Regions from separate parts of the Homo sapiens genome. Here region 1 is linked to region 2. A link is an interaction called in ENCODE POLR2A ChIA-PET data of the cell type or tissue named here. Cell type or tissue: Panc1. All regions are shown on one strand. Links, peaks and the distances in the headings refer to the core of each region. The heading gives the core; the rest is flanking DNA.

Region 1 (12,270 bases), core at 6,498-8,997, 150 kb before region 2:
GCTTAACATTTCCCCCATATTTAGACTTCAAAAGAAATTTCTTCACCACTCAGTTTCATTTTAAAATAACTGTATATATACATAAAAATGATAAAAATACATATACAAAGTGGATATATATATAAAGGGGGTATATATAAAAGGGATATATATATATATAAGGGAGATATATATAAAAGGGACATATATATAGGGGATATGTATATAAAGGGAATATATTTATATAAAAGAGATATATATAAAGGTATATATACACATATTGTATATATATACACATATTATATATATATGTGTATATTTTATATATATATATATATATATATATATATATATATATATATATATATATGGGAGTTTATTAAGTATTAACTCACAGAATCATAAGGTCTCACAATAGTTCATCTGCAGGCCGAGGCGCAAGGAGAGCCATTCCAAGTTCCAAAATTGAAGAACCTGGAGTCTGATGTTCAAGGGCAGGAAGCATCCAGCAAGGGAGAAAGATGTAGGCTGGGAGGCTAGGCCAGTCTCTTTTCACATTTTTTGGCCTGCTTATATTCTAGCCGTGCTGGCAGCTGATTAGATGGTGCCCACCCAGATTAAGGGTGGGTCTGCCTTTCCCAGCCCACTGACTCAAATATTAATCTCCTTTGACAACACCCTCACAGACACACCCAGGATCAATATTTTGTATCCTTCAATCCAATTAAGTTGACACTCAGTTTTAACCATCACACTAAGGAAACACAGCTGCATGAAACATAGGGAAGACAGAAAGCTGTACTAACCATCTCCACCCCACTTCACTCCTGTCACACAGCTACGTGTAAGGAATCTGGCTTGGGGAATTAGTCACAGGTCGTCATCATCTAGCCCTGCCACATCCTCTGGGATGTTCTCCCTCCAGGCAGGCCATGGCCATGTCTCAACAATAGTTTCAGAGGCTCTGAATGATGTCAGCGTCACTTAGGAGGGATTATAGGATAAGTTGTGTCCCCCCAAAAGATATGTTGAAGTCCTAACCCCCTTGTACCTGTGAATGTGACCTTATTTGGAAATACGGTCTTTGCAGATGTCATTCATTTAAAATGGGGTCATTAGGTTGGTTGTTAATCCAATATGACTGGTACTTTTAAAAGAAGAAGGCAATGTGAAGACAGATGCAGAGATTGGACTCAGGCTGCCATAAACCAAGGAATACCTGTGGTTACCAGAAGCTCAGAGAGACAACAAAGGATCTTCCTCCAAAGCAGGGGTCCCCAGCCCCTTGACTGCAGACCGATTGAGGTCCCAAGCTCAACTGCCTGAGCTTGCCTCCTGTCAGATCAGGGGCAGCATTAGATTTTCATAGGAGCGGGAACCATACTGTGAACTGAGCTTGCGAGGGAACTAGGTCGTGCTCGCCTTATGAGAATCTAACCAATGCCTGATGATCTGAGGTAGAACAGTTTCATCTCGAAACCATCCCCCACCACCCTCCCCCCACACTCCCCTTTCATGGAAAAATTGTTGTCCTCGAAACCATCCCTGGGGCCAAAAAGATTGGGGATCACTGTTCCAGAGGGTTTGCAAGGGGCATGGCCCTACTAACATCTTGTTTTGGGACCTGTAACCTCAGATCTTTGAGAGAATGCATTTCTGTTGTTTTAAGTCACTCAGATTGTGGTACTTTGTTAGGATAGCCCTAAGAATTTAATAAATGTTAATTTTCTGCCCCCAGTCCCTGTATTATAATATCATCTTTCCCCTGGATCATAATACTATAAATTAACACTGTTCTCACAGAATGGAAAAATTCTCTTTCTTCTGAGCTTCAGACTCCCGACTTGTCAAATGTTATCAATAATGTTTTCCTTTCATAATTGTGTAGCTTAAGCCAAATAAGAAACATGAAGTATCTGACGTATAATAGGAGTCAATGATTCTTTAACTCCCTACTTCAATAATTTTTAACAACATTTTCTGATTAAATATCACCTTAAATTTCTCAATTTCATATTTGTTAGTAAAATTCCTTCAAGATGTGTACTGTCTTCAAATATTTTATTTAAAACTGAAGACTTACACATATCTATTAGACATTGGTATGAACTTATCTTAACACATAAATATATATGGTTATATAAATACATTTGGGTAAATACAGTTACATATATATCTTTGAGATGGTTAATTTTATTCTCAACTTGGCTGGGCCCCATGTCCCAGCAATTTGAATAAACATTATTCTAGACGTTTCTATGCGGGATTTTGCATGAGATCAAAATCAGTACATTTAAGTTGGTGGCTTTTGAGTAAAGCAGATTTTCCACTATAATGTGGTTAGGTGTGAGTCAATCCTTTGAAGGCCACTATAGAACAAAAAGACTGACCTGTTCTGAACAAGAAGGAATTCCGCAGCAGACCTGAAATGTAATGTTTAGTCCTCCCTGGGTTTCCAGGCTGCCAGCCCACCCTGAAGATTTTGGATTTGTCAAGCCTCCATAACTGCCTGAACCAATTCCTTAAAATGAATCTCTTTACACGGCCAGGCATGGTGGCTCACACCTGTAATCCCAGCACTTTGGGAGCCCGAGGCGGGCAGATCACAAGGTCAAGAGATCAAGACCATCCTGGCCAACATGGTGAAACCCCGTCTCTACTAAAAATACATAAATTAGCTGGGCGTGGTGACAGGCGCCTGTAGTCCCAGCTAATCGGGAGGCTGAGGCAGGAGAATTGCTTGAACCCGGGAGGCGGAGGTTGCCATGAGCCGAGATCACGCCACAGCACTCCAGCCTGGCAGCAGAGCAAGACTTCATCCAAAAAAAACCCCAAAAAACCTGTTTACACAACCACTCACACATACGTTTTGACAGACCTTTACACAGTATGTGAACATGGCATATATATATATACACACACACACACATATATATGTACACACACATACATGTGTATATATATATGTACACACACATACATGTGTATATATACACACACACACACACATCCTCGCTCCATTGAGAATCCCTAGAAGCAATGCCACCAGAGTAGTAACAAGCACCCTCAACACCCAGACCCTGGTGTCTAAATACTGTTCTCCAGTAAAAACTAATGAGAGTTCATTGAGAAAATGGCTAATTTTAGTATCGAGCAGAAAAATAAAAGATGGGTCTAGAGCATCTTGTAGTTTCAAAAAGTAAAGTAGTCAAAAACAAAAGAATGTGATCACTTAAAAAGGACATGAATAGGCCGGGCGCAGTGGCTCACACCTGTAATCCCAGCACTTTGAGAGGCCGAGGCGGGTGGATCACGAGGTCAGGAGATAGAGACCATCCCGGCTAACATGGTGAAACCCCGTCTCTACTCAAAATACAAAAAATTAGCCAGGCGTGGTGGTGGGCGCCTGTAGTCCCAGCTACTCCGGAGGCTGAGGCAGGAGAATGGCATAAGCCCAGGAGGCAGAGTTTGCAGTGAGCTGAGATCACGCCACTGCACTCTAGCCTGGGCAACAGACCGAGACTCCGTCTCAAAAAAAAAAAAAAAAAAGGACATAAATAACCTGAAAGGGCTCTCAATGGCCAAAGCTACAACAATTTGAGGCACAAATACATAATATAACATAGTACTGGATTATAACCTCAAGTATAAAGTAAGTATACATGAATACATGCTGATATAAAACAAATGACTGAATGTTTCTTTCAGAAGAATTCCAAATAATATGTGTAGATAATCCCCAGTATAGGAGGTGGAGCTTAATTCCTATCTCCAACTCCAATGACTCACTTCCAAAGAATAGAGCAAGAGAAAGAATAACAGTAACTGCACAATGGAGAAACCTGGAAAACACTACTTTAGCCTAATAATCAAGGATAACCTCATGAGTGGTATAATCTGGATACCATGTACTTCCATTGTGATATGAAGAAAAGGGGACTTCAACTCTGTTCTAATCTTTCCAAAACCTATAACCACAGTCTATTCATGAAAAATACAGAAAAACCCAGATTAGAAGACATTGTGCAGAATACCTGGCCAGCACTCCTCAAGATTATCAAGGTCATGCAAAGAAAGAAAAGAAAGAGAAACTCCTGCAGACCAGAAGAGACGGGGAAGACATGAAGACTAAATGCAGTGTGGTACCCTGGGTTGGATCTGGCACATAAAGAGAACATTAATAAAACACCTGGTGAAAGCCATAAAGCCTGGAGTTCAATTAGTTATAATGTACGATGTCAGTTCCTTAGTTCTGATAAATTTATCATGGCCATGTCAGATGTTAACAATGAGGGTAATTGCATGAAGGTTTTGAGAACTGTCTGTAATATGTCACCTTTCTGTAAATCTAAAATCATTACAAAATAGGGTTGTTTTGGAAGGTAGCATCAATCTAAAAAATCTAAATAGTAGAGATGGGCTTACAATGAAAAATAATATTTTCTGGCCATTGGATCCTTTCCTCTAGTCCTGTTCTCCACTTTTAAACATTTATAATGGTCTATATTAATATTTCTTAATTTTAGAGATTATCTTTGATGTTCATGGAATTATAGGTGGAAGTAGAGACCTCATATAACATTTGCTGTTGATCGTCTCTCCCTGTGAGAGATTATTTATTTGTTTAGTTTTTTGTTATAAATAATATTCTTACACTTTTATTTCATCAACAATAAACAAAATTTCTTGAATACACATTTTATAGGATGTGTATATTATTACTACCCACAACTTCTTCAGCTCTTATCAAACTTCCTCTCGTTAGTAGCTAGAATATTTTATCATGTGTTGTCAAAATTAGTTACATTTTATTTCATTTTGTAGCCAAAATTAACCCTTCTGTTGTTTTCTATAGCTAGTTTATAAAATTGAAAAGCAGTAAGAAGTACTGTTATGTCCATCTAAATGATGTCTATGTGGAACCAAGGGGTAGGCTGTGATAACATTTTCTTTCCTATCTAGTGCTATTCATTTCATCAATTTACTTTTTTCCTTTTTTTCTGCAATATAAAGGTGACTATCTTTTTTTTCCTTGTAGCTGATATCATGTTTCATGTTTTTCAGAATTCTCAAAAATAACAAACCTGTGATATCCCCCTTTTTTTTTCCCTCCTGAAACGATTCTTTTCTCTAACATTCATTCTTCTGCTTTGATCTGGGCTGATTATTCTATAAACCAAGTGGTACAATTCTACATGACTGTTGAGGGTTAGATTCTCCATTTTCCTTATTCAGTATGTCTATCTTCCTCTTTTTGTATATTTGTATACTCCCTGTTTTCTTCTGGAATGCATATTTCAGAAGCTTCCTAAGAAAGGCTGTGTGGAAAGTAATATTAAAATATCTTAATTTTGTGCCAGTGACTACTTAGTCCACCATTCTCTCCACACAGTCCAAGATGAAGATTGGTTAACTTTGAAGACATTGTAGCATTTTATTCTAGGATCCCATTTTGTTGTTAGGTAGTCTGATTCCAGTTTGATTACTATTCCTTTCTAGTTGACCAGTTCACCCTCTCCTTTAGGAATTCCTCTTTGTCATTGTGGTATTGAAGTTTCATAATACTTTGTTAAATGCATATCTTAAAAAAAACAGGAAGGAAAGCAAATTTTATTATGAGATCACATGTGTACAGGAGTAATACAAAATATAAAAACTCAAAGAAATGGCCAGATGGTTGATGCTTTTATACCCTATTGAGGTTACAGTAAGAATAGGAGCTGAGAGCATGCAAAACAGGTTATGGTGGCGAAAAAGGTTATGGGAGGAGGAGGAGAAGAGGAATAGTAAATGTGTATCTCTGCAAATACGGTGTTGAGAACTGGATTAGACCTTTTCATCTGTAAACTTGTGCCTGTATCTCTCAGAAGTGATTCTCTATTAATTCCTTTTGAATTATTTTCCTTGTATTTTCTCTCTTCCAGCTTTCCAGAACTTTTTAATTCATTTAATGTTAAGTCCCCAGAATTGATCTTCTATGTATTTTATTTATTTTTTAAAAATTTATCGGCTGGGCACAGTGGCTCACACCTGTAATCCCAGCACTTTGGGAGGCCGAGGCAGGCGGATCACCTGAGGTCAGGAGTTTGAGACCAGTCTGGCCAACATGGTGAAATCCCGTCTCTACTAAAAACACAAAAATTAGCCAGGCATGGTGGCAGGTGCCTGTAATCCCAGTGACTGGGGAGGTTGAGGCAGGAGAATTGCTTGAACCTGGGAGGTGGAGGTTGCAGTGAGCTGAGATCGCGCCATTGCACTCCAGCCTTGGGGACAAGAGCGAGACTTTGTCAAAAAAAATAAATTCTTTTATCTTCTAAATTTCTTAATGAATTATTTGAGGAACAATTAATTATTAATTTTTAAGAGATACTTTTTGTTCTGTAATGATTTATTTGTCATAGAATCATATTCTTATGTATAATTTGTATTCTTCTTAAAAACTCTAATGACCCCTACTATATTTGTGAATGTTTCCTAGGGGTCATTTATTTGTTTCATCTGACTTTTTCATGTTTCAGACTTCTCTCAACTGTCCTGTGAACTTCATTTATGCATTTACGTGGGTTCATGACTTGAGGTTTCTGAAGTGTGAGGCACGGGATTGCCAGACTTAGGATTCGGTCAAAGGGCCAGGTTGCTAAACATTTGGCTCCCTAAATATCAGTATATTGATGGTCTTATTTGGGGGTGGCTATTTCTACACACTCAACTACCCTTAAAAGATTAATTTTTGGCTGGGTGCAGTGGCTCACACCTGTAATCCCAGCACTATGGGAGGCCGAGGTGGGCGGACGACAAGGTCAGCAGATCGAGTCCATCCTGGCTAACACGGTCAAACCCCCGTCTCTACTAAAAATACAAAAAATTAGCCAGGCGTGGTGTTCAGCGCCTGTAGTCCTAGCTACTTGGGAGGCAGGAGAATGGCATGAACCTGGGAGGCAGAGCTTGCAGTGAGCCGAGATCGTGCCACTGCACTCCAGCCTGGGCAACAGAGCCAGACTGCATCTCAAAAAAAAAATTAAAATAAAAAAAGATTAATTTTTGACTATCGGGTAAAAAGGCTGTCTTCTGACTGTTCTGTATTCAGTCCTGAGAAATGGAGTAGGCCGCTCCTTCCCTCTACCTGCTTTAAATGCATTTCCCACCTTTTGTAGTGGCTGGTGCTTCCAGGCCTGGACCTTGCTGTGGTTTTGCAGTACATATTGACTCTCTTCTCACCAGCTGCTGCCTTCTCTTCATGTCCCCTGGGCCACAGATTTTCCTATCCTGTTGGAACAGTACCACTTTACCATCTGCTTTCTGCCTTCTAGAAACATGTTAAAAGCTTGGGAATAGCCCCATTCTACTCACTTCATTGTTGCAAATTCATACTCTTTACAAAACTCTTTAATATTGCTTTAATATACAGTTAAGTAGATAAAGATATAAATTCAAATGTTCCATCACTATTTTGAACAAAGCCTTCCCTTCTCCCCTTCAATTAGCACTTGATTCCCACTGCCCTCCTCCCTACTGTATTTTGTTTGAAATTACTGTTGCTCTATCCCACCTCAACATTGGTAAACATTTTGTTTTGCATTGGGAAGATTTGCTCACCAGGAAAAACATAATGCTCATATAATTGCTCCCCAAAGACCACGCTTATTAGACTCTGGCTGGGCTAAGAATTCACTACATGTGAGAAACTAGACAATTCTAAAAACGAAATACATTATATGTGATATGGAAAAGACTGGCTATCTTCCCTCATTTAACTTCTGGCCTTAATTTCTCATCTGTAGAATTAAAGAAAAAAAATTATACATAAACCGTGTGTTAAAGTTTGTCCCTCAATTTTTTTTTTTTTTTTTTTTGAGATAGAGTCTCACTCTGTCGCCCAGGCTGGAGCTCAGTAGCGCGATCTCGGCTCACTGCAACCTCTGCCTGCCAGGTTCAAGCAATTCTCCTGCCGCAGCCTCTCGAGCAGCTGGGACCACAGTCATGCACCACCATGCCTGGCTAATTTTTTGTATTTTTAGTACAGATGGGGTTTCACCATGCTGATCAGGCTGGTCTCGAACTCCTGACCTCGTGATCCGCCTGCCTCGGCTTCCCAATGTGCTGGGATTAGAGGCGTGAGCCACCGCATCCAGCCATTGTCTTTCAAAATTTTAAATAACCTCTCATTAGTATAATCAGATAACAATATTACGTATTTTATATTTTTAGATATTTTATAGAGGGCATTTTCAAGGCATTCTATAAAATATTTGCAGAAATTGTTTTGGTCTAGGGATGAAAAAGAATATTTTGGAATTTGCCCTCATGATTTTTCCCATTTAATGCCACTTATGAGCTTTATTATATATTATATGTTTTTACTTAATAATATATAATAAATAATATACATATTAAACATTTTCTTATAAATTTTTATGCATTCAGGAGTCTTGAACACTATGAGTCTTCATCCTCTTGTAAGTCACTACATCTTCTTGTAAGGATTGTTTTTATCAACAGACAGTATAATTACCTTTTCATATGGAGTGGATCGTTGACTTCAATGACATTTTAATGGATCTTAAGTGGATCCTGACCCTGACCTTATCTTATTTGTGTGTGACTTTCCATAAACCATTAGGCGTATGTTCTTTATTCACTTAAGTTGTGTGAAACAAACCTGGTACATTACTCACTTGCCTTTTATTCCTTTTGTTATGTGATAAAACAATATTTGTAAATCGCTCTAACTCATGTATTAATAACATGATTAGGTAGTTATTTTTAATTATAGACTAAAAAATTGGGTAAGCCAAGTTTGGATCAGTGCTTTTGAGCTTAACACTCAAAATGATGCCATTTCCAATGTCAGGAATGGCCTCTGTCTAATGTATGGTCATTTCAGTGATGTCTAGGACACCTTGTCTTTCTCCACTGAAGGTATTTATAGAATTTCCTTATACGACTAACTGGTCTGTTGGAACTACTTATTGTAAAAACCTAGCCATCTTTATTTCTGCATGTAACATAAAAAATTAAAAGCAAATACATTAAAGAAGATAATTTATAATCATGTATTTTGGTTATAATTAATGTAATTTTATACAAATTATAAATAGATACTTTCCTTAAACCAAAAGATTTCTTTAATTTTTCTTCTCAGAGGAACCAGTATTATCTTCTCTAAAACAGTTTTCTACTTGATTAAACTAAAATCTGGTAAAACCACCTTTTATCTCTAAATAATCTGCAATATTTAGAATTCTAGAATTAGAAAGGATCTTTAAGATGATTTTGTCTAATTTATTCATTATACCTATAGAAACTGAGGCTCAGAATAGTTGGTGATTGTTAGGGAATCAAAATTAATAGGCAGCAGAATCTCAAAGAGAACCGGTACCTGTTGGTCACCAGACCAGGGCTCTTTCAGTTGTTACTTTATGTCCACCACACTTCTATACCTTAGAGAATCAGATTGCCATTCTTCATTGGTTCAGAGAACTGATATGAATGAGTACATGTAGCAAAAGCTATTGTCATTTATCATTGTACAGGAATTTGTGAAGTCCTGGCATTATAGAATGAGAAGCATCTAGGAGGCTAGCTAATCTAATGCATCTGTACCCTAATACTGTGTATGTAATGTATATTACATAGGCATATGTATATGATTAGCTAATCTAATGCATCTGTACCCTAATACTGTGTATGTTATGTATATTACATAGGCATATGTATATTACATATAAATTACATATGTTATGTATATGTAATTACATACATAATTACATTATGTATATTACATATGTTATGTATATTACATATGTATATGTGTGTACCTATGTAATATACATATATTACACATATATATATCTCTGTATGACTTTTTTATTCCCGTTTGTATACCATATATATTTTTTAATCTTGACTTTTTCATTAAATTCAAACTATAGAGTGCTTATCATGTAAAAGATGCTTGGCACTTTACATATATTACCTAATTTCATTTTCACAATAATCCTGAGAAGTTTTCTTATGCCCAATTATACACCGTGAAACAATGTTAAGAAAAAGTTTCTGAAAGAGTGAACATTTCACTTCATATCCCACAGAGCGAGGATTCAAATTCAAGTCTGTCTTTCTCCACAATAGCTTGTATTGTTAACCATAATTTTCTCTGGCTTTTCACACTACTGTTCTTCAAAACTGCCATGCTTGTTCTCACTTTAGAGTCTTCAACCTAACGAGTCTATCTAGGAATGCTCTGCCTTCCATCCTGCCATGATTCACACCTTCTACAAATTGAGATCGCAGCTGACATATCAGTTCTTCAGAGAGTTGTTTCTTGTTCATTTTTTTATTCATCATCTATCTATATTACCTATTATCTATCTATCTATCTATCTATCTATCTATCTATCTTCTACTGTCCTTTCTCTCTACTAGAATGCAAATTTCATAAATGTGTTTCCTTTACCACTATAATATCCATTAGTCCAATACCTGGCATGGATTAGCTCTTGAAAAGTATGACTTGAATTAATTAATTGATTTACACAATTTACATACAGACTGTCCAGCATTTTCTACTTTGTTATCATCTTATCATAGGTGTCAACAATTTAAAAAAAAATAATTTTTTCAGTTATAGCATATTATTTAGTTCAGGGGATGCATTATAATTTATTTAATCTTGCTCTATTTCTAAATTTTTAAAATATTTGCTTTCAACTTTTTGTTACTCTACGTTAAAGTTTCTCAACTGTGCACTACTGACATGTTGGTCCAAAACGTTTTTGTTGTTGAAGGGGGGTGTGAGACTATTCTGTGCACTGTGGGTTGTATAGCAACATTTCTAGTCTTTTTTTTTTTTTTTCGAGACAGAGTCTCGCACTGTCGCCCAGGCTCGAGTGCAGTGGGCCGATCTCGGCTCACTGCAAGCTCCGCCTCCCGGGTTCACGCCATTCTCCTGCCTCAGCCTCCCGAGTAGCTGGGACTACAGGCACCCGCCACCACGCCAGGCTAATTTTTTTTTTTTTGTATTTTTAGTAGAGACGGGGTTTCACCGTGTTAGCCAGGATGGTCCCAATCTCCTGACCTCGTGATCCGCCCACCTCGGCCTCCCAAAGTGCTGGGATTACAGGCGTGAGCCGCCGCGCCCGGCCAACATTTCTAGTCTTTATGCACTAGCTGCTAGTAACTTCCCATCCCTGAGCTGTGAAAACAAAAAATGTCTCTAGATATGGCCAAATGTCCATTAGGGAACAAAATCACCCCCAGTTGGGGACCACATCTCTAAATTATGCTGCAATAAATACCTTTAGGTGTAAGGTTCTTTCCATATTTAAAGGTATTTCTAAGGGTTAAAATCTCAGACTCATTTTATAGATGGAAAATCAGAGGCTTAAAGAGTAAATTACTTTGCCTAAGGCTATACACTTGTGAGGTAGAAAAGTTGGAATTTTATCCTCAGTCAGTATGAAGTCAGGGCCTTGTGTTTCAGCACTATGTTTCAGGACCCCTAAATAAAGGTCCCATATACTATGGTGCCAGACAATAGTATCTCAATTCTTGATTCCCCCTTTACCCTATTTCCCCTCCTTTCTTTAAGGATTTCTTTGCTCCATCCTGCCTTCCAGTAACCTTTCATTTTTATCTCTCTTGGAGATTCATCTTTTCCCTGTCTCCTCATTTTACTCACCCCTCCCTTTGTTGTAGGTTTAGTACAAGCTGACCCTGAGCCAAGGATGTATGTGTAACCAATTTATTAAGGAAATTCCTCTAGGGCATGCAGGTTAGGGAGTTGGAAAAAGCAGAAGAAAGAAGGGAAGTAAGCCAAGCAATAGTGCAGGTGCAGAGGCATGCATCCTGTAGAGAAGAACTTTAGCCTGACTTTTCAGGGAGCTCTGGAGTGTGTGTCACACCTTAGAGTTGCCCCAACTAGAGGCAAGAGAGCTGTTTTCATAGCATCATACACTCTTGTGTCATTGTTATAGGATAGGAGAGAGAATATACACGAAACATTTAACATCCCTCCCTCCACACACAGAAATAACAAAAAAGGATAATAAGGGATTTGTGAAGAGCTCCCATATTGCTCACCACATACTTCTCAGTTATTGTGTTATCGCCACCATGAAATTTGCCATCTGCTGTTTTCTGTTGCTGTAACTGCTCTGCTAGGTCCCAGCTAATAAATAAGGAACACTGAAGCTGAATATAAATAATGGTTCTGGGAACCAAAGTTCTGAGACAGTCTCCTTATAGACCTCTTCGGTTTTTAACCCAAAAGGAAAAAAATGCAGGGTGCTC
Region 2 (12,270 bases), core at 3,245-5,744:
ATTTTATTCACTCTTAAAGTAACCTATAACAATTTTCAGGGTATATTATAACTGTATTAATCCGTTTTCATGCTGCTGATAAAGACATACTCAAGACTGGGAAGAAAAAGGTTTAACTGGACTTACAGTTCCACATAGCTGGGAGGCCTCACAACCATGGTGACAGGCGAAAGGCCCTTCTTACATGGCAGTGGCAAGAGAAAATGAGGAAAATGCATAAGCAGAAACCCCTGATAAAACCATCATATCTCGTGAGACTTATTGACAACCACCAGAACAGTATGGGGAAACCGCCCCCATGGATTCAAATTATCTCCCACTGGGTCCCTCCCACAACATGTGGGAATTATGGGAGTACAATTCAAGATGAGATTTGGGTGGGGACACAGAGCCAAACCATATCAGTAACACATTTAAATTTACAGAATAAAGTTTTAGAAGTTTACTTGTTATGTGAAACAAAGTATAGATTAACTTTCTTTTTTGTTGTTGTTGTTTTTGTTTGTTTGTTTGTTTTCTGAGACAGAGTCTCGCTCTGTGGCCCAGGCTGGAGTGCAGTGGTACGATCTCGGCTCACTGCAAGCTCCACCTCCTGGGGTCACGCCTTTCTCCTGCCTCAGCCTCCCAAGTATCTGGGACTACAGGCGCCTGCCACCACGCCTGGCTAATTTTTTGTATTTTTAGTAGAGACGGGGTTTCACCATGTTAGCCGGAATGGTCTCAATCTCACCCGCCTCAGCCTCCCAAAGTGCTGGGATTACAGGCGTGAGCCACCGCGCCTGGCCATAGATGAATTTTCAGATAAAGGTTTTGGTATCAATGAGTGGCCATTGTAAAATTCTGTAAGAGTATACTCTATTATTCTTATTTGGTGGCATAGAATATGAAAACACAATTTTTTCTCTTAATTATGATTACAGATTCCTAAATGTTAATACATTATGAACTCTACTTTCTTCTAAATTATGTATCTGAGAAATGATAGAAAATATCTGAAAAAGCAAAGCCACCTTTTATTTTCCATGAGGCCATATACTCTGAGGCCATATATTCTGGGATAAGGAAAGCTGTAGTTTTTCATTACCCTGATCAGTTGAGCTGCCGTGATTATTACAGTAGAAAATACAACATTTTCAATTTTAACAATATGGCAACACTTATGTGTATTATAGTCTATTAGTGCTGTCTAAGAAGTAGTTCTGATTTGGCCGGGTGCAGTGGCTCACGCCTGTAATCCCAACACTTTGGGAGGCCGAGGCCGGCAGATCATCAGGTCAGGAGCTCAAGACCAGCCTGACCAACATGGTGAAACCCCATCTCTACTAAAAATACAAAAAAAAAAAAAAAAAAAAAAAAAAAAGGAAGTAGTTCTGATTTATCTGTATCAAATATAAAATATAAGAAATGTCTACAACAGTCATCTATTTATATTTAGTTTAATTAAAGACAAAAAAGTGGAAAAACAAGTAGTATTTTTTCCTAAAATTTTGAAAACAGTTCTAAACAAAACAGGAATGTTCTCCTATTACAGAACACGATTTCAGTTTTAGAATGATTAATAAAACTTTCCAGCCAGGTGCAGTGGCTCACGCCTGTAATCCCAGCACTTTGGGAGGCCGAGGCAGGCGGATCACAAGGTCAGGAGATCGAGACCATCCTGGCTAACATGGTGAAACCCTGTCTCTACTAAAAATACAAAAAAATTAGCCAGGCCTGGTGGTGGGCGCCTGTAGTCCCAGCTATTCAGGAGGCTGAGGCAGGAGAATGGCGTGAACCCTAGAGGCGGAGCTTGCAGTGAGCCAAGATTGCGCCACTGAACTCCAGCCTGGGCGACAGAGCAAGACTCCATCTCAAAAAAAAAAAAAAAAAAAAAAACTTTCTAAGTTGCTCTAAAATTGAAAACAATATTTTCTTTTCTCTTAAGTGTGCAAAATTTCTGTATATCTAGAATCTAATGAAAAAGATAAAATATAATATTTTGTTATGTACTTAATAAATCAAAGTACAAGATATGTTCATCAGTATTTTAATAGTTAAGCTGAAAGATGAATCTAAAAAGAAACAAGAGAAAATATACATGTCGTTATTTAAATATAAAAATTAGACTTCATCCACAAATAGTATGTGTTAGAGTTTTCATCCTGTGCCAATAAAATATATAATTTTTTTTTTTTTTGAGATGGAGTCTTGCTCTGTCACCCAGTCTGGAGAGCAGTGGTGCAATCTTGGCTCACTGCAACCTCCGCCCCCCAGGTTTAAGCAATTCTCTGTGTCAGCCTCCTGAGTAGCTGGGATTACAGGCATGTGCAACCACGCCTGGCTAATTTTTTGTATTTTTAGTAGAGACAGGGTTTCACCATCTTGGCCAGGCTGGTCTTGAACTCCTGACCTCCTGATCCCCCCGCCTTGGCCTCCCAAAGTGCTGGGATTACAGGCGTGAGCCACCATGCCCGGCCTAAAATATATAATATTTTTGATAAAATTTTAAATCAAATTCATACTTAAAATATTTTTATATATTTTTTCAAATAGAGAAAGACTAACATGAGTGGGATAGTACAATCTCATATCTGAGCTTCTAAAATACAATTTTAAAACTTAGATTAATTTAAACAATGAATTTTAATTGATATTTTAGTGTCAAGGATACAGAAATATTCTCTGTTATACAATATCCATTCAAAACCTCTCCTCTAAAAATATCATTGTAGTATGAACAATCTTTAATCCATCCTATCTCCCATTCTCACATTCTCTTTTCTTTTGTCTTTTATGAAAAACAATTATTTTAATTTTGAATATTGGATGATCATCACTGCTTTATGCTTAAAACTTGTCATATTGTTTCCTAATAAAATTACATAATAACTTTATATTCATATTGGGAAACTTGATAGATTATTTTGCAGAGCTTTGTGGCATAGAGAATAGCTTTAGGTATTTAGAGGATTTTTTTAGTAGTATCAGAAATTTAGAAATTTAAGAAATTTCTACTTTAATACGTTTAGAAAATTTTTAAAGAAATGTTTCCAGATATAAAAATTTATTTTACATACAATTTAAATCAAGAATATATTTTAATAGAGTAAAATTTTCCTTAACATGGTATTTAATTTTGGAAGCACTTAAGCCAGTAGCACAATAAGTAATGTTATAAACTAATGAAAAATATTATTTATATAAATTCATGAGAATTTGATAAACACAAACTGAGTACACTAAATGTCAGAATATTTACTGATATTTATGTAATGAATAATTGTGTTTGGACCTTACTTTTTAATAATCATCCACTTTGCAGAATTTATGAATTATTATTTAGGCATTTTTATTTTATCGTTTCTTGGACAAACTGATACAATGGTCATTTCACAATATAGTCCATCTTCTGTTGAAAGATAAATAGAAAAGAGGAGATAGGAAATAAAGCATGAGTAATAATGGTTAAAATTAATTTTTGAGACACGTGGATAATCGCCTATTATCTCTAATGACTATATTCTTATTTTATTCAGAAACACCACACAAAATTTCTATAAACTTTATGCCGGCTTGGATAATTTTTTTTTATTCTTTATTTCACTCAACCAATGGTAAAGCATTTTTGGAAAACTCTGTCAAGTATATTTGGTATTATTTTATCTTAAGAGTAGAATTACTTAAGAAAAGACAGTGTAAAGTGATTGCATCACCAAAGAAGAAAAATATGTGTTCCTGATGTCCATTTGAATGTACTTAACACGCAAGTTTGTGATAGTATGTCTTTGAGAATAAAAGAAGAAATACATACTTTCCTTCAGTATACTTATCCAAAACTGTTTGACCACAGATTTTCTAGATCAGACTGGGGACTCTACGGCCACTCTTTCCTAAATCTCTTGCAGAAATCCCAATGAATTCCTACCTGAGATGTTATTGCTGAAAGAATTCCTCTAATATATTATTTGTTTGTTAAGTGAGTGTTTGATCTACTATGTGGAACATTTTGGGCTTTGGAATCTTATAATCTATGTTTGTTTTCCATTTTGGGCATATACTGGTTGTGAAGTTTTAGGCAAGTTATAAACTGATTTAGGAACTCAAATCCTCATCTCTCAGTGAAAATAATTATGCTTATGTTGAAGGTATTTGTATTGATAAACCGTGGAAGCAAATGTGAAATGCTTAGCAGATTGGCTGGTATATTAATACATACTGCACAGGGATAGCTACTGCTACTTATTATTGATTTATTTCTCAAATCAGAAGCTCTTAAATGCTGAGGTATCAACACATGTTTGCATTGTTAAATTACAAATTATTTATTTATTTATTTATTTTTTTGAGACAGTGTCTTGCCCTGTCGCCCAGGCTGGAGTGCAGTGGCGCGATCTCGGCTCACTGCAAGCTTCGCCTCCTGGGTTCATGCCATTCTCTTGCTTCAGCCTCCCGAGTAGCTAGGACTACTGGCGTCCGCCACCACGCTCGGCTAATTTTTTGTATTTTTAGTAGAGACGAGGTTTCACCGTGTTAGCCAGGATGGTCTCGATCTCCTGACTTCGTGATCTGCCCGCCTTGGCCTCTCAAAGTGCTGGGATTACAGGCGTGAGCCACTGTGCCCAGCCTAAATTACTAAATTTTAATGTAGATTATAACTGTTGACATACTCAAAATCAAAATTCAGAAAATTTTATATTTATTAATTCATTTAAAATAACAATAATAAAATGACTATTAACATAAATAACAGTTACAAAAAAACACTTGTATTTCCCAGACGGTTTTTAAAAGGCAGTCGGTGGTGCTATGTTTTATTTGTTGAAGTCTATGAAGAAAATCTGACCTCACATAGATACATAAATGGAAATGGATGAGCTATTTTAGTAACATTTTAGGTGATGGTGGAATTCTTGTTTGATACTGCACAAAACTCCACAAAAGTTAGTTTATTTTTCTGGTGTTTGTTTGAGACGGTGTCTCACTCTGTCACCAGGCTGGAGTGCAGTGGCGCAATCTCGGCTCACTGCAACCTCCGCCTCCTGGGTTCAAGTGATCCTCCTGCCTCAGCCTCCTGAGTAGCTGGGACTACAGGCATGCGCCTCCATGCCCAGCTAATTTTTGTATTTTTATTTTATTTATTTATTTATGTATTTATTTATTTATTTTGAGACGGAGTCTCGCTCTTGTTGCCCAGGCTGGAGTGCAGTGGTGCAATCTTAGCTGACTGCAAATTCCGCCTCCCCGGTTCAAGCAATTCTCCTGCCTCAGTCTCCAGAGTAGCTGTGATTACAGGCACACGCCACTACACCCAGCTAATATTTGTATTTTTAGTAGAGATGGGGGTTTTGCCATGTTGGCCAGGTTGGTCTCGAACTCCTGACCTCAGGTGATCTGCCTGCCTAGGCCTCCCAAAGTGCTGCAATTACAGGCGTCAGCCACCACACCTGGCCTGTATTTTTGGTAGAGATGAGATTTCACCATGTTGGCCAGGATGGTCTCCATCTCTTGACCTCATGATCTGCCCACCTCGGCCAAAGTGCTGGGATTACAGGTGTGATCCACCGCACGGGCCAAAAGTTAGTTTCTTAAAGGTTAGTTGCTGTCTAGCTAAGGTTTAGTCGCAAGGCACTGAAGAAACTAAACTGAAGCAGTGTCAGTAAACATTTCATATTGTTACATTAATATTCACTTGTCTATCTTACAATTTTACTGGAATGTATTGGAAAACCTTGACTTACTGAGATTTGCAAATCATCCAAATGTTGATATATTTTATTATTGCATTAATTTGCTAAGCCTGCCCTAACAAAGAACCACAGGGGTGACTTAACAGTGTCTAATTTTCTCATAGCTCAAGGGGCCAGACATTTGAGATTTCGATCTGAGCACAATTAGTTTCCTCTGGGCCCTCTCTCCTTGGGTTTTTAAAAATTATTCTAACTTTTAAATTGACAGATAAAATTGTATTTACCATGTACTCAACACAAAATAACTCTGTGTAGTAATGCATATGTTAATTAGGTAGATTTAGTAATTCCACAATGTATATATACTTCTCCTTAGTTTTATTTTTTATTTTTTATTTTTTTTTAGACAGAGTCTCTGTCGCCCAGGCGGGAGTGCAGTGGCATGATCTCGGCTCACTGCAAGCTCCGCCTCCTGGGTTCACGTCATTCTCCTGCCTCAGCCTCCCAAGCTTCTGGGACTACAGGCGCCCGCCACCACGCCCGGCTAATTTTTTTGTATTTTTAGTAGAGACAGGGTTTCACTGTGTTAGCCCGATGGTCTTGATCTCCTGACCTCGTGATCCACCAGCCTCGGCCTCCCAAAGTGCTGGGATTACAAGCGTTAAGCCACCAGGCCCTGCCCTACTTCTCCTTGGTTTTTAAATGAAATGTCAGTCTTCTCCCTGTGGCTTTACGTAGTCTTTCTTCTGTGTATGGCTGTGTCCTAGTCTTTCCTTACAAAAACAATCAAGCCTGTTGGCTAAGAGCTTCCCAAGTGACCTTATTAACCGTAATTACCTTTGTAAATACTCTATGTCCAAATAGTCACACATTGTACTGGGGTTTAGGACATCAAACTATAAATATTGGAAGGACACAATTCAGATCATAACAATTATTCAGTATTAAATATCACATTTGTTAATACTGCCAGCAACTTTATCAAAAAATCTATACATAATGGATAACCATGGTGGAAGACATAGGTTTTCAAAATTATAAATTTCTTTTGCTAGCTTGAATTTTACAATTAACAACAAAGAGTGTCAGTTGTTTTCTTTGAAGAGGTAAGCTCACCTTGATCATTTTCCAAAAATAAAAAAAAATGTTTACCAGACACTCAAGAATGATTATCACAGTTTGTCAGTTTTTCCTTTAATAAGAAATGGTATTCATAAAATTTAGTTTTTAACTGAAACAATCATGTAGTACTTTTTCATTGCAACAATCGTATTTTGGTGTGAAGCAGAGGTGTTTTATGTGAACTTTCCACTTTTTCACACAGTGTGTAAAAAAGATGTACTATAATGTTGAGATTTAATAAAATTAACCATTTTACAACTCCATCTAAGACATGTGTATGAGAAATAAGCATTTATTTAATTCCAAGTGCATGACCATGAAGAATACAATGACTGCTAGTACAGTTTGGTGTTACTGCCTTGCTTCATGCTAAGGCACCAGCAGTTTTATTCACCATAGCTTTTGCCCCATTGATGCAAATGTCAGAACAGTAGTAATAATAATAATAATAATGTCTTTCTGTTATTATGGAAATAATCTTAACATTGTTGATTTCCTACAAGTGTCTTGGGTATGTGAAGTCCACACATTGAGAATCACTGCCTCAAACACATATTATGATTAAGATGTATTCTGTATCATACATAACTTAAGTGAGTCTTTATAAAAGTAATATCTGTATGAGGATTTGTAGGGTGGGCAGTATAGTGTGCATTAAAGAAATCCTTTGCATGGTAAACCCAATTCTCTTCCTTTCTTTTTGCTTTGGCTATTCTGCTTAGAAAACTGAATTTCAGTTTTCTTATGTTTAAATAATTATATACGTGTGTGTGTATATATACATATATGTATGTGTGTGTATATATGTATATATGTGTATAAATAGGTACATATATATGTTTATATATGTGTACACACATTATACATATATATATACGCACACATATATATATATACACTTTCATTGGGAGAATTAAAATTAGCCTATGTGAAGTGTTTATGTATAAATAGCTTTTAAAATATTAGTATAAAATTACCTTAATTATAAAAGATGAAAAGTAATTTAAAATAAGACTTTCTTCTTCATGGGGGGAAACGCCATTTAACATATAAGAGTATATCAAGTTTTATAACTTTAAGGAAAACCTATAGAAATAGTGTATTCAGAATATATATCTCAACTGTCTATTTTTAATATTAATATAACACTTGAGTTATTTTCTTCTATCATAGCCCTTAGTTACAAAGTCTCCAAGTATATTAAATTCTATGTATCTAAGACCACACTTCAAATTATGCTTGTTTATTGTACCTAACTTGAAAGATGGATACACCTTTAAGTTAGGCATTATTAAGAAAAATTTGTTCAAACTTATTTAAAAACCACAGGGAATTCTTGACCTCCTGAAATGTAGGAACCAGTGGTTTAGGGTATTGATTATTTTAGTATAAGAAAAGGAGAATAAATGTTTTTCAGTAGCATAGTACATCAAAGTTAAATTCAGTCAAATAAAATAGCCTCTAGGTATTTCCATCCTGAAAGAATTATTGAAGGCTTTGATCTCAAACATGTTCAACTCTGGATCAAATTTTAACCTTCATCAGTCTTTGCTAGTCAAAAACTTACTTTTCTTCTCCCTCTCTCTTTTTCTTTTCTTTTTAAATTTTCAGGGATATACATGGCCTTTACTCAGTGTCAATCTAAAGGTATTAGAGAGCTCTGATAAATGAACATGTAGAAATCTGTTTAAGCCTTACTGTGATCTTAAGAAGCAATGCAGCATAAAATGTTTAAGTCTATCTTTATGTTTCAATTATATATATAATATATGTATTTTTTCTGGCTATAACTTTTTTTTCTAGTCAGAATAGGCTATTTTCTCCCTATAGCTATTGAAAAAACAAACAAACAAGCAAACAAAAGAGAGTCAAATGAAACCTAGATTCTTCCCCAATCCATTTAATATTCTTTATTCCTTATTTACTTCAGACTGTGCATGGCAAGAGTGGGTGGGTGAGAGTGGGGATTAAGTTTGACAACCAGAATATCACTCTCATCATAAAAACCCTAGACTGGAATTGGTACCACAGTGAGCCTTGTGTCCTGAGGGAAATTCTGGACATTAGTAACCTTTAGCTGTCAACAATCGCTTGGGTACTGTTTATTTTCTATTTTGTCATAAAAAAGACATTACTCACCATGTCGGAATAAAAATTTGTCCTTTTTTTTTCTCATTGACTAGCTTGATGGGGCTGAATCATTTGCAATTTAATTTGCCAAAACTGTTTTTCAGCTGCCTTTTCCTTTTGCGCAGAAGCAAATTTGCAGTGCTCCATATCTACTTCCCTTTCTTCTTCAGCTGGTGCTGATGTATTTGCTGAAAAGATGAGAAAAGGAGACATGATTAAACTGACAACTTGAAAATGTACCATTTCCCTTTCTATGTAATTATTCCTAAAGAAAAGCCACATGTTATCAGTTTGAGATAGGAAACTCAAATACACAAAAGGTGGAGTGGTAATTAACCAAACAGCATAACATAGATTTATATTTTTATTAGAGGAAAATATAAATTAGAGAATAAACCAATAAAGACCTATACTTGTTTTAAAGTAAAACTACTGGTGTGTTTTTAATATGTGGGCATTGCTTTTTTTTTTCCTCAATGATACTTCTATCTTTAACTCTTGTAACCTTCTGGATTAACAGTAAAAATGAAACTATAATTTGCTTCCACAAATAGTAATCAGATGAGTGGTTGCAAAATTTTTGGTGCTATCATCACAAAATATACCAAAAACTATGTAGGAGAAAAATAAATCTGTTCAGGGGTGAGTTTTTATGCAATGTGGAAAGTGCGAGATGTTTAAAAAGATTGAGAAATATCTTAATTTTTTATGGAAACTGGAGTGGTAATTTTTTAATTAAAATATTTATTTATACTTTATACTTCTAAATATTCACAAAATGACCTTATTATATCACTGGATATACCAAAAGACTTTCCAATAATATGTATTTATTACAATAAAAATATAGTATATGAAGGAAATATTTTAAAAGTTGAGGACAGATATGGTGCCATCTTTCTGTAAAAGATTAGCATTTTTTATGCAGGATAATAATTATTATAGTGTCTTACCTTATCAATCAGTTTTGATGCAAATTTTAAATAATGAAAAACACAAACACTCAAAAACACCTCTTTTTTATTCAGAGACTTAATGTTAATATAATGTAATATCATTATAAATTATAAGCAAGATGATGGATCCAAGTACTATGGAGTTAATAAATTTTGTTTTCTATTTAAAACTTCAAACAAAATTGTGTGTATAATGTGATGGAAAATGAAAGAATGTCGCTTCTAAACTGTTAAACTGTTATGAGTATCAATTGTATGTAAAGATTCTTCACAGTATTTGATGCCATGTATTTGTTTTTAATTTTAGGTGATTTTTCTAATTTTTCCAGTTGGTGAAAGAAAAATAAAATCAGAGAATGCAATGACTAATTCTCCATAGTAAACTGTCTAAGGTTTAAGCTAACTTCCCTGTGTTGCATACATTTACATATTTATTTAATTTTTTAATTTGACAGATAAAATTGTATGCATTTATTGTATGCAACATGATGTTTTGAAGTAACTACACATTGTGAAATGTCTAAATCTAGCTAATTAACGTATGCATTATCTCACATAGTTATTATCATTTTTGTAGTGAGAACACTTAACATGTATTATTAGGATCCTTCTGGGGCTTTTTTAAACTTCCTTTTAAGATGTCACTTGAAGGTAGATTAGATACATCACTTGTTTTATATCTATGCATTTATGTGTTTATATATAAAAGTTTAGTTTCCATAAAATAATTTTTGGATACTTTTCACATGAATACAATGTAATTTAATATCATTTTTTGTACTTTTCAAAAATTCTACTCACTTACTAAATGATAAGCTTTTCAGAAGTATTTTGTGAAGTGGTAAGAAGTCAGCAGCAATGTATATAATTTGCAAAATTTGTGATATAAATGATATTGATAATCGTGAGAGATTTTTTGTCAAATTTCTAATATATAAAAATATCTACCATTGATTTAATTTTACATTTTGTAGTAACTTTCTTTTTTTTTTTTTTTTTTTGAGATGGAGTGTCACTCTGTCGCCCACGCTGGAGTGCAGCGGCATGATCTCGGCTAACTACAACCCCTGCTGCCTGGGTTAAAGCAATTCTCCTGCCTCAGCCTCCTGAGTAGCTGGGATTATAAGCACGCACTACCATGCTCAGCTAATGTTTGTATTTTTAGTAGAGACGGGGTGCCACCATCTTGGCCAGACTGGTCTTGAACTCCTGACCTCGTGATCCACCAGCCTCGGCCTCCCAAAGTGCTAGGATTACAGGTGTGAGCCATCGTGCCCAGTCTGTAGCTACCTTCTTTATATAAATATAGCCTCTTTTTCATTCCTATATATATATATTTAAAGTTCTAAGAAAAGTATATTTTAATTTAAATTAGAATGGCTTTTTGGAAAACTTGATGTTAAAAAATTCTAAACTCTTCTTATAAAATATGTTAAACCTCCTCCCTATTTGTCAAGTAAATGTATATGTGTTATAACATAATTTTTTAAGAGAAATGTTTTAACTCATTAAAATAATTCTGATAAAAATCAGGTAATTAGCCTTAGTAACAGATTCAGAGATTTAATGTTAATACAGAGTATTATATTTCTGTCTATTCTTTTTTACTTGGTTTCATTTGTAGCTATGGGGACAAACTTGGGAAGAGCAATATGCAGATAATTATTAATGATCTCTATCAATCAATATGTAGAAATAAAGGAGACGTGGAATGGTTGATAGGAACAAAAGTAGAAATTACAATGTACAAATGGTAAACCAAATAAAACTTTGTGGTGGTTTCCATTTATTTTTACACACAGGTCTTGTCTGTGATTTAAAGTCATTATTAAGACTTTTTAGAATTTACTATGCATATTTTAAATTCCTAGTTACCTCACTGTTTCATTGTGATTTGGTTTTCAAATATTATATAGAACGTACAAAAACAACATGCATAATATATAGACTTGTTTCATCTAAGTTTCTTTAAGATAAGCAAAGAATTCTCAAATAAACATTTTTGTTTGACTTGCCTTATTCATTCTTTAATTCATTCATCAAATCTATAGCAAATATTTATTGAATAAACTACGTAGGAGTCAAGTTCTAAAAGAATTTCAATCAGAATTTGCTTTTTGTTTTCTTAGATAGATTTTTTTTACTTTGGTCACTAATTTTTGGCTGCGTAAACTCTCAAGTTAACTCATGTTAAACATGATGATCATGGAGCTTGTCGAGAAGGTATTATCACATTTATATTTAGAGATATGATTTGATTTTCTTCTGTTTGCTATTTTAGTGACTTTGAAAACTGAGAATGGTGCTAATCCAGTCTATTTAAACTTTAGTTGTTTGATCTCTTTCCCTTCTTAGACATTATTTTAAATCCTGTACTATAATCTCAATATTATTAG

What was found. Peaks named below come from ENCODE experiments on the same cell type or tissue, not always from the same donor. Only the 100,000 strongest peaks of a DNase experiment are listed, where the experiment ranks them.
Region 1: POLR2A ChIA-PET joins it to region 2 with 6 read pairs; 2 of 35 experiments call an interaction of 5 or more read pairs at or near these places.

What each region holds. Positions count from the first base shown.
Region 1 is chr7:80,928,972-80,941,241 of GRCh38, forward strand. No RefSeq gene overlaps it. Among named protein-coding and RNA genes, the nearest start is that of SEMA3C, 16 kb to the left of the region's middle. In Panc1, for the core only: no CTCF peak of the experiment used is centred there; no DNase peak of the experiment used is centred there; H3K27ac peaks cover 1,737 bases.
Region 2 is chr7:81,086,284-81,098,553 of GRCh38, forward strand. No RefSeq gene overlaps it. Among named protein-coding and RNA genes, the nearest start is that of SEMA3C, 170 kb to the left of the region's middle. In Panc1, for the core only: no CTCF peak of the experiment used is centred there; no DNase peak of the experiment used is centred there; H3K27ac peaks cover 1,589 bases.